Linked DNA regions of Homo sapiens: region 1 is linked to region 2. Evidence: chromatin loops called from intact Hi-C (ENCODE). Cell type or tissue: A673. All regions are shown on one strand.

Evidence for each region. Peaks named below come from ENCODE experiments on the same cell type or tissue, not always from the same donor. Only the 100,000 strongest peaks of a DNase experiment are listed, where the experiment ranks them.
Region 1: a loop joins it to region 2, with 2.1 times the contacts of the local background. A loop is called at or near these places in 1 of 110 quality-filtered maps.

Annotation. Positions count from the first base shown.
Region 1 is chr7:69,844,469-69,849,468 of GRCh38, reverse strand. All of the region lies in intron 1 of AUTS2 (activator of transcription and developmental regulator AUTS2), which reads right to left. Among named protein-coding and RNA genes, the nearest start is that of AUTS2, 250 kb to the right of the region's middle. In A673, no CTCF peak of the experiment used is centred here; a DNase peak (open chromatin) is centred at 3,018.
Region 2 is chr7:70,096,323-70,101,322 of GRCh38, reverse strand. All of the region lies in intron 2 of AUTS2 (activator of transcription and developmental regulator AUTS2), which reads right to left. Among named protein-coding and RNA genes, the nearest start is that of AUTS2, 500 kb to the right of the region's middle. In A673, no CTCF peak of the experiment used is centred here; a DNase peak (open chromatin) is centred at 2,972; H3K27me3 peaks cover 3,135 bases.

The sequences.
Region 1 (5,000 bases), 250 kb after region 2:
TGATGAAACAGTTCTGTGCTTTTACTGCAGTGATGGTTACATAATGTACACATGTCAAAGAACGACATAGAGCTATACACATATATTGTACTAGGTGAAGGTCACCCTGGATCTCTCTATATTATTTTGGCAACCTCCTATAAATCTGCAATTATTTCCAAATTTAAAAGTAACAAAAAATAAAGTAATAGATTTTAAAAACCTATATAACTTGTTGAAGGTCACAAGATAAGTAGCCAACAGCTCTTGAATATTGGTTAGCTGGACCCCACGTCTTGTTGTTTTGTTTTGGACAATCTTGCTCTTTCACCCAGGCTGGGGTGCAGTCATATGATCATAGCTCACTGCAGCCTCAAACTCCTGAACTCAGGGGATGCTCTTGCCTCAGCTTCCCCAGTAGCTGGGACTACAGGCGCACGCCACCACAACTGGCTAATTTTTTTTATTTTTGTAGAATCAGGGTCTTGCAGTGTTGCCAAAGCTGGTCTTGAAACACCTGCTGTGGTTTAATTTCCACCAAAAGCACCAACTCTGATGTCTTGTCTTCTGAAGATTATTTAGTCAATAAAACCAAGGGTGTCGAAAAGGTGGTGGCGGGGGGCGGGGGGAGTCCACTTCAAATGTAAACATAAAAGTCAAATAAAGTAGGCTAACTCAATTGTGCAGACAATTGAATGTTGTGCTGGATGTATAGTTTATCTAAAGCTCCTTCCCTAGACAGTCTTAAGAAAAAAAGGAGAAAGCGGGAAATGGGACTTGTATTTCACAGAATCCTTTGACGTGGAAGACAAATGTAATCCAACAAATATTGCTTTAGAGATGCACGCAGAGCAGAGACCAATAATGACAGGGTTTACCTGGGGGCACTCTAATTCATATGGCTTTGGTTACAGGTGTTCCCCAGGAACCTGAGGTTGCTACTGTACCTGGGAGGGCATGGGCAGGAAGCCACTGTGTGTGTGCACACACACACAAACACACACGCACACACCCTTGTTTAGTCAAAACCCTTTAAAGAGAACAAACATTTAATTCCCTTGTAAAACAGATGAATGCTTTATAATTTACTAGCAGCTGCTGGCAGCAACGTGCTCTGCTCTCATATTCCTATTAAGCAAGCTGCGGCTGATTTATTAAAAGCCTGGATACATCAAAACAAATGACTGAGATATCATTATAGTACTATTTACAACCTCTTAATGGGGTTACAGATAGGGGCAATGCAGTACAGGCTGCAATCGTCTTTCCTTCTGTTAGAAGTAGCTCGTATTTTCAGGTAAAAACAAAATCCAATCATGTTAAGGAAGGAAGAAGGTCCCTATTCCTATGAGGGTATGAGGGCCACCTGTGGCTTACAGCAAACCACGGGATCTATGACAAGGCTCTGCCAGTCTCTAATGACTTACAGGACAAAGTACAGATGGCTGTTCTCTATCCCATGCCTCAGTTTCTCTCTCTGCAGAATCAGAACCTCCCACCAACAACTGTTACTCCAAAGTAAATCCAGTGCAAAGGAGGAATGACCTTAGAGGAAACTAAAGGAAGAAACTGGGAAGTGATAAAAGGAGGATCGCCTAGTACTTGGATGAGAATAGAGCAAGAGCAAGAGCAGAGCTGTTTTCAGAGGCGACAGATGAAGTGCCAGGTCAGGCCTCTGCAAGTTTAGAGCCCTCCAGCTTCCCTTTCTCTGTCCTCAACCTTCATCTGTGGCTCCCTCCTCGCTCTCACGTTCAAGTGTTCGGCTTTCTACTCTTGCCCACCTCACAAAGTATGATCTGAGCAAAGGCTTGATTCTTCTAGTCTTTTATTTTCTAGTATAAAAGTAAGCTTGTAGGTCCTCATTCCAGGGGCACCGGCCTTTTGAACAACAAATCAATCTGAAAAAGGAAAAAAATGTAGGTCAGGGAAGCAGGACATAATGAAGAAGGCCAGGTAGATTCCCAGAGATGTACTGGTGCTGAGGCTCAGAGATGAATCCTGTTTTAAAGGCTATGGCGGAGCAAAGTAGATGTTACACTCTGAACTCAGCACACTTAGAGCAAAATGCAAAGTTTTCCCCATGATCTACAAAGAATGACAGAATTTGCTGCGGGACAAGAATCTCAGGCCCACCATTTACCATATGACTTTGTGAACTCCTCAAAGGCAGAATGCTAGGTCTTTTTCCTCTCTCTATCCACACGCTCAGTGTAATACCTCAGGAACTGAGTCAATCAGGAATTAAAGGATGAATTAATGAATAAAGAAACTCTTATTCTACGGCTTTAGTACTCTGTAACTTTTGATCTCTACGTCGTATGTTCTATTAAGCCAGCTTGAAAGACAGGACAAGTAATAATATTTAAAGCAATTATGCATGTACTGGGGGGTAGGGGAGAGGGGAAAAATTAAGGAAAGTAAGACAAATTTATAAAATGCCTTAAGGTGCATTTCAAGGTTAAGAGCCTGGGCTGTGCTACTAGATTGCCTAGATTCTAGTCCTGCCTCAACCACCTGCTACTATATAACTTTGCTCAAATGACTTAGCTTGCTCCATATTGTTTTCTCATCTGTAAAATGGGAATTATTAACACCTAGATTAGAAAGCTGATGTGGGGGCCGGGTGTGGTGGCTCATGCCTGTAATCCCAGCACTTTGGAGGCCAAGGCAGGCGGATCACTTGAGGCCAGGAGTTTGAGACCAGCCTGGCCAACATGGTGAAACCCTGTCTCTACTAAAAACACAAAAATTAGCTGGACATGGTGGCACACACCTGTAATCCCAGCTACTCAGAAGGCTGAGGCATGAGAATTACTTGAACCCAAGAGGTGGAGATTGTAGTGAGCCAAGATTGTGCCACTGCACTCCAGCCTGGGCGACAGAGGGAGACTCTGTCTCCAGAAAAAGGGGAAGAAAGTTGCTGTGGGGATTAAATGAAACAATACCTGTAAAGCACTTAGTGTAACACCCGACACATAGGGAGTGCTCAAAAGATGTTGGTATTTATTATGAATATCGTATTATGGATTCTGGGCCCAATGCCAGGCATATATTAAAGAAAGGAGTGAAGTAAAGGAAGCACATGACAAGAGAAGTTCAGTGGCTCAAGTCTCTGCAAAGCCACCTTCCAAATATTGTTCTTAGAAATTCTGGATGACTGCAAACCCAACAAAAGCCACAAAGTAATAAGACTGCCAAAAAGGCTAATGTGGTCTTGGCTTGCATTAAGAGAGTCACAGAGTCCAGAATAATCATAGAGTGGTCAACTACGTTTTTTTCTGTACACTCTCAGACTACAACTGTCAGTGGTAAACTTTGTGAATATCAATATGCCTAGAAGCAAAATGCATGTAGAATATATTAACAAAAGGCACAGACCAAAAAAAAAAAATCCCAAATAAACTTGAAAGAAATCATAAAACTTGAGAGTGAGAAAAGAGGGAAGTGGTCATTTAGTCTGAATCCTCATCCTGTCATAAAGCAACAGGGGAGCAGTGAAGCTCCTCATCATGAACCTCTTAAAAGCAGGAACTGTGTATCATTATTGTTACCTCAAGTGGCTGCCCAGAACCAGAATGTCCACAGTCAGTGTCAGAACAGAATTGCAGCCCCAGGCACCTGCATCCCAGGAGTTGTGCTGACTACATCAGCACTGCCTTTGATTGGATTGGTGGAAAACAGAGAAGAGGAAAGAGTACAGAAGAAAGAATCTGGGATGTCCTGACAAACTCGTCTCACCTCCAGCTTGCTCTAGGGTCAGCAGAGGGCCACCCTATGCAGTGGTAGTTCACCAGCACAGCTTTAGAGAACTGGACCCTCCCTTCGTTCACAAACACTCCCCTCCCTGCTATGATTTCTGCAGGAATAGGCCAAAATTACCAACTTTCCTTTTCCTGATTTATTTCTGATTCATGTAATCGTAGTCACTTACAAACCAAGGATGCACTAAAGTCCAGGGAAGACATGCATTTTATGCACCTTTACTTCACACAAGAGCATCACTGTGGCAGACAATAACCATTGCCCTTCTTAGCTAATAAAAATAGAGCCCCAAGTTTCTGAGAGAGGCAATGAGACGAGCCTCAGGAAATCAAGCATGAGTGATCTACGCCAATCAAGGTCTTCTTGATTCTCTTTGCCAGTTTGAGGGCAGGGATAACGGAGTGGTAATGTGACCCAAGTCTGGTCAATGAGACATAAAGGCAAGTCTTCTGTAGGCTTTGAGGAAAAATCATCTTCTCTGATAAAAAGGAGGAAAAAGGTACCAGGAAGATTCTTTTGCTCCTGGCATCCCATCTTCTTGTTTTAGATGCCATGAAGAAATTATTCTGAAACAATGGCAGCCATCTTATAATCATGAGGTCAGAAGCCTGAAGGTGAATTCTAACACACTTTGAATAGCAGAGGGAAACGAAGGATGAACACAGCCTCTGAATAAACCCTGGGCCTCCTATTCCCATCTTCTTGCCACCATACTTTGTTAGATGGGTTTTCCATTACTCATAATTGAAAGCATCTTATTTATGTCCATCTCCACAATCCTATTATGTCCATTTCACAGGACCAGAAAAATGAATTTTTAGAAATTTAAATAATTTTATAGGACTGAGAGAGGCCATACTGTGCACTGAACACACTGTTAGGTAGTATGTAACACAATTCGGGGTCAAATGGAAGGGGAGTAGAGGGATTAAGATTCCTAAATGCCAGGGCTAAGATCTACCGATAAAACTAAAGGAATTCAAACATTCTACCGTGCTCTAAGAAACAACAGATCTAGAGAGCTGAGGTCCCAGGGGTGCAGCTTGTGTTCTTGAAAAACCCTGAGTGTTTCACTTAGTCAAATATTATGCTTCTGCTTTTTAAATATTTCCATTTAAATGTAGATTTTGACCTTCTCTCCAATGAAATATTAATATGAGTATAAAATATATATTACTCATATCTGAAAGAGGGTCTCTTTCCAGTGTCTGTCATGTTTCCTCTCTGGTGTCTTGGAATGACTTCTGAAAACCATGACA
Region 2 (5,000 bases):
AGCTGAAGAATTTGGTTTTATAGAAAAACATCAATTAGCATAAGAAAATTAGCAATTAAGCAATCATTATACAACATATATCAATATTACTAATGAGTGAACATCTACTCTAAAATTCTAGCTTGAACTCTTAAAACCAAATATATGCCAGGCGAAGTGGCTCACGCCTGTAATCCCAGCACTTTGGGAGGCCGAGGCTGGCAGATCACCTGGCGTCAGGAGTTCGAGACCAGCCTGGCCAACATGGTGAAACCCCGTCTCTACTAAAAATACAAAAATTAGCCAGGTGTGGTGGTGTGCGCCTATAGTCCCAGCTACTCGGGAGGCAGAGGCAGGAGAATCGCTTGAACCCAGGAGGCGGAGGTTGCAGTGAGCCGAGATCATGCCACTGCACTCCAGCCTGGGGGATAGAAGGAGACTCTGTCTCAAAAAAACAAAAACAAAAACAAATGTATATGAAGCATCACTACTTTACTGTGATTACCTATCCTTCATGACAGCTGTCCTTGGGTTCCACACCTCATATTCCTATTGTAATAAATTCTTTCCTGGGTCTCCTTAGCAATGGACCTTTGGCCCAATGTCATTTGCTACCTAAATTTAAATGTTTTTAAATCTATCTACTTTTTCAGTACATGAAATTCAACTTGATACTCTTGAACAAAAGAATGGTACAACCAATGAGAACGCATGGACACAGGGAGGGGAACATCACACACCAGGGCCTATTGTGGGGTGGGGGGCTGGGGGAGGGATAGCGTTAGGAGAAATACCTAATGTAAATGATGAGGTGATGGGTGCAACAAACCAACATGACACAGGTATACCTATGTAACAAACTTGCATGTTGTGCACATGTACTCTAGAACTTAAAGTATTTAAAAAAAAAAAAATGGTACAACCGTTATAGCTTTCTACTTCCACAGACTTTGTGGTCAGGTCTATGGGGATAATCCAATAAAAGGGGACATATTTAAGTTCCACTCTTAAAGTTGTATTCATAAAAAATGCAAGACCAGGCCCAGAAAAGTGTCCTAAAGCACAGAGATAATTTGTGCAAAGATGGTTATAAACCAGAATTTTTGCTGAGATTCTAAATGAAGATGACACACTCTAAATGCAAATGACATTAATATGGAAGCCAGTAAAGAGGTTCATGAAGTTGAATAAGAGATACAGCATTATTTCTGGAATACTGAAGACAGCGACCACAACAAGAGTTACTTACTGAAACAAATTTTAACGTTAAGGAATCTCTAAAAGCTGATACCTCCTAAAACTGGAATACAGTCTAAAAATACATATTTGTCATTTTTTTTTTACTGCTGTTCTCTACCCTTAATTTTGTGATGCTTTACTTGCCAACAATATGCTTTTCTAAACATAATTCCAAACAAACTACAAATCAGAGGTATGGATATATATGTAAAAACTGAAGAGTAAATACTGTAGAAGAACAAACACTTGTACCAATTATGTCTTTCTACTATTTCTGTTCTTAAAACTAATAAAATGTACCTTTCTTGTGCAGTGACTGGAAATACTACAAGAAAATGTTTGCAGAACTTGACTTTTCTGGAGGAATTTTTAAATGTAAACACACTTTAAAAATAACCATCATTTTAATTTAACATTAAATAGGGTAGGTAGTTGAGGCATAACGTGTCTTTTTCTGCCTTAAAAATGCCACAGAGCTCAATCAAAACTTCTGATCTGAGTGGAAGAATAAGCTATTTCCTATGTCCCAGAAACCTTACTGTCACTAGGGCAGGGAGAAAACTGCTCATTGTGAATTGTATTTAAGGGAGCCAAAAAAAAAAAAAATCCCCTGAGTCACAGGGCTTAAAGCCAAAAAAATGACCCCCACCAGCCAAAGTCACCATTCAGAAACCTATTATTACAGAAGAAATTCAACACGTAGAGAACAGCCCTAAGTTAAGGAAGATGCTAAGATCCAAGAATTTTAACCTACGCTGACATTTCATCCAAGGGAGAGTGCAAGAAAATCTGCCTTTACCTATAAACTTTGGCTTCCACAAAAAATATTGATTCTAACAGTTTTTGGAGTTAAATACACAAGAACATGTACCAGATTCCCTTTCTTCCTTCTCCTAGTTTTGTGGCTAGATATGGGAAAGGAAAAGAGAGAGAAAGAGGTTTTTTTCAAGAAATGTTGAGGTTAACAAAAACAGCCTAAGACCTGGCCTTTGTCCATGGACTAAATGACTAAAAGGAATCATGACGGGCAGGAATTTTCAAGGACCAACAATGTATGACAAAATAAACAGAAACACTTCTGGGGATAAGAAAAAACAGTATAAGGCCAGGCACAGTGGCTCACGCCTATAATCCCAGCACTTTGGGAGGTCGAGGTGGGCGGATCACCTGAGGTTGGGAGTTTGAGACCAGCCTGACCAACATGGAGAAACCCCATCTCTACTAAAAATAAAAAATTAGCTGGGCGTGATGGCGCACGCTTGTAATCCCAGCTACTCGGGAGGCTGAGGCAGGAGAATTGCTTGAACCCAAGAGGCGGAGGTTGCAGTGAGCCGAGATTGTGACATTGCACTCCAGCCTGGGCAACAAGAGCAAAACTCTGTCTCAAAAAAAAAAAAAGAAAAGAAAAAAGTTTAAAACTTCTGGATTTACAAGGTCAAGGAAAAATAAAAAGACATGGTCTACAACATCAACAATTGGAGAATTATAAAAGTAAAAAATCATCCCTTTCCTTGGCTTTTTATTTTTTCCCCCTTTGAGTGAGACTCCAGGCTGTCAACCACCGGTACCCCACAGCTAGCCATGGCAACAGCTGCATGGCTCTGCTGTAATAAACTGGAAAAATTTAATAGCTTTTATTGTTCTGCAGTGGTGTCTAAGCATATCCACTCTCCCCTCCTAGGACTCCCAGCCCCGCAAGGGCAGCAATGAGAGAAGATCTCATTTACCTAAAAGCACTTATAAATTTTTAATTTGCTTTAACAAGTAAATTAACAAGTCCCTCATTCAGGCAAGTTTTATGGCTTCTTGCCACTTGGGGAAGGCCGTAAAAGTTTTATAGATAATCCAGAGCTACTGAGACTGCTCATAATAAATTGTCTGTTTCCTGTTATTTTATCAAACCACTGGGCTTCTAATGACTTAAAGTCACAGTTCTCTTATATTCAGGCTTTTTATGAGGCCATATTTATAAACTCCAAAGAATACCTTAAATTATACTGGGCCCCTGCTAATCATTACGAAGATTTTTTTTTCTTTTAATGGGAGCTTACCTTTAGCTCACACCCAGCTAATAAATGCTGCAAATGTGTTTTGGAGACAGCATGCTGATTCTACGTATTATTTAAGATGCTGCCTTACCCAGAGTTTCCATTAGCAAATGCTTTCAAATATCTGCAACCTCATCTGTTCTGTACAGACTCACCAACAGTTCTTCCCATTTGAGTGCCATGCTTTCTAGACTGCCGCACTTTATCCTACAAGGGAGCAGCCTGATAATTGCATGAAGCATGCATGTCAAGAGGCTGAGCTTCCAGTATGTGGACTAGAGTGTGACCTTGGATTAACATTAAATTTAGCTCCTAGTTACCAGCAAGCCATTCAGACATGAATCACAATTAAAGACAAGTACCATTCAAATTATTCACCCATTTTTGACTACTGATTATCAGCTAGGAATGGGGTTGACAATGTATAGAATACAGAGAATAAGATATTATGCCATTTACTATTAAGAACTGTACAGATATACTCAGTGTTAGAAATAAGTGACAAAGTAGGGAGAATGAAATATGCTCTCCAAACAATCTCTGATAATGTGGAATTAGTGGAAGTGCTAAGTGGCCCAGTATGCTTTGTGATCACCTCTATATTTTATACATATGCATACACACATGCACATGCAGACATCAAGAGGGATGCATTTTTTTCAAATTAGTCTATCTAGGGAGAGAACCTTAAGAAAATGTCACCCACCAGTAAGAGCAGAATGATCTATATAGGGCCTTTAAACAAAATGATTCAAAAGGTGAAGAGATTACATCTCCGTTCATGCAAATACAACATGCACTGCAGGATGCACACTGAGTTCTTGATTCATTCATACTGATTTTTCCCCACAGAAAATACAACTTGCAGATTAGTAACACCCAGTGTAATCTCATATAAAGGTTCATCATTTAAATAATGACTGTTCTTATATCATATTCATGAGTATTTGAACCATAGCACCTTGTCCAAAGCTGAAATGCATGAACCTCTTGGCCAAGGTGTCATTGAAAATGCATTCGTACTAATTCTTTTCAATTTCAGCCCTTTAGGGAAGGCACAAATAACACCAGGTAGAAGAAGCAAAAAGAGAACGTAAGATAGCAAAGCTTGGTGTAAATGCTGCCCAATATCACTTTTCAAGGATCATGCATGCATGCTGACACTGGCTATCCCACTTCTAGAATAACTTAATTTCTACCTTAATTTTGGCATTATATTCTAATTCTCTTGGAACACTTGCTAGAGAAAAGATATGATGATTTCTATATCGTACTTGAACTCAGCATTATCCTCCTTCTGAATTTTCGGAGGTTTAAGACAACACAGTTGGCTTCAATAAATTTTATTCTCTCTGTAAATCTGATGTAATAATAATGAAAATTATACAAACTCAAATGAGTATAGTCCTTTACACAGTATTTTCTTTTTCTTTTTTTTTCTTTTTTTTTTTTTTTTTAAGATGGAGTTTCACTCTTGTTGCCCAGGCTGGAGTGCAATGGCGCGATCTCGGCTCACCACAAACTCCACTTCCCAGGTTCAAGCGATTCTCCTACCTCAGCCTCCCTAGTTAGCTGGGATTACAGGCGCCCGCCACCATGCCCAGCTAATTTTTTGTATTTTTAGTAGAGATGGGGTTTCACTATGTTGGCGAGGCTGGTCTCCAACTCCTGACCTTAGGCGCTCCACCCACCTCAGCCTCCCAAAGTGCTGGGATTACAGACGTGAGCCACTGC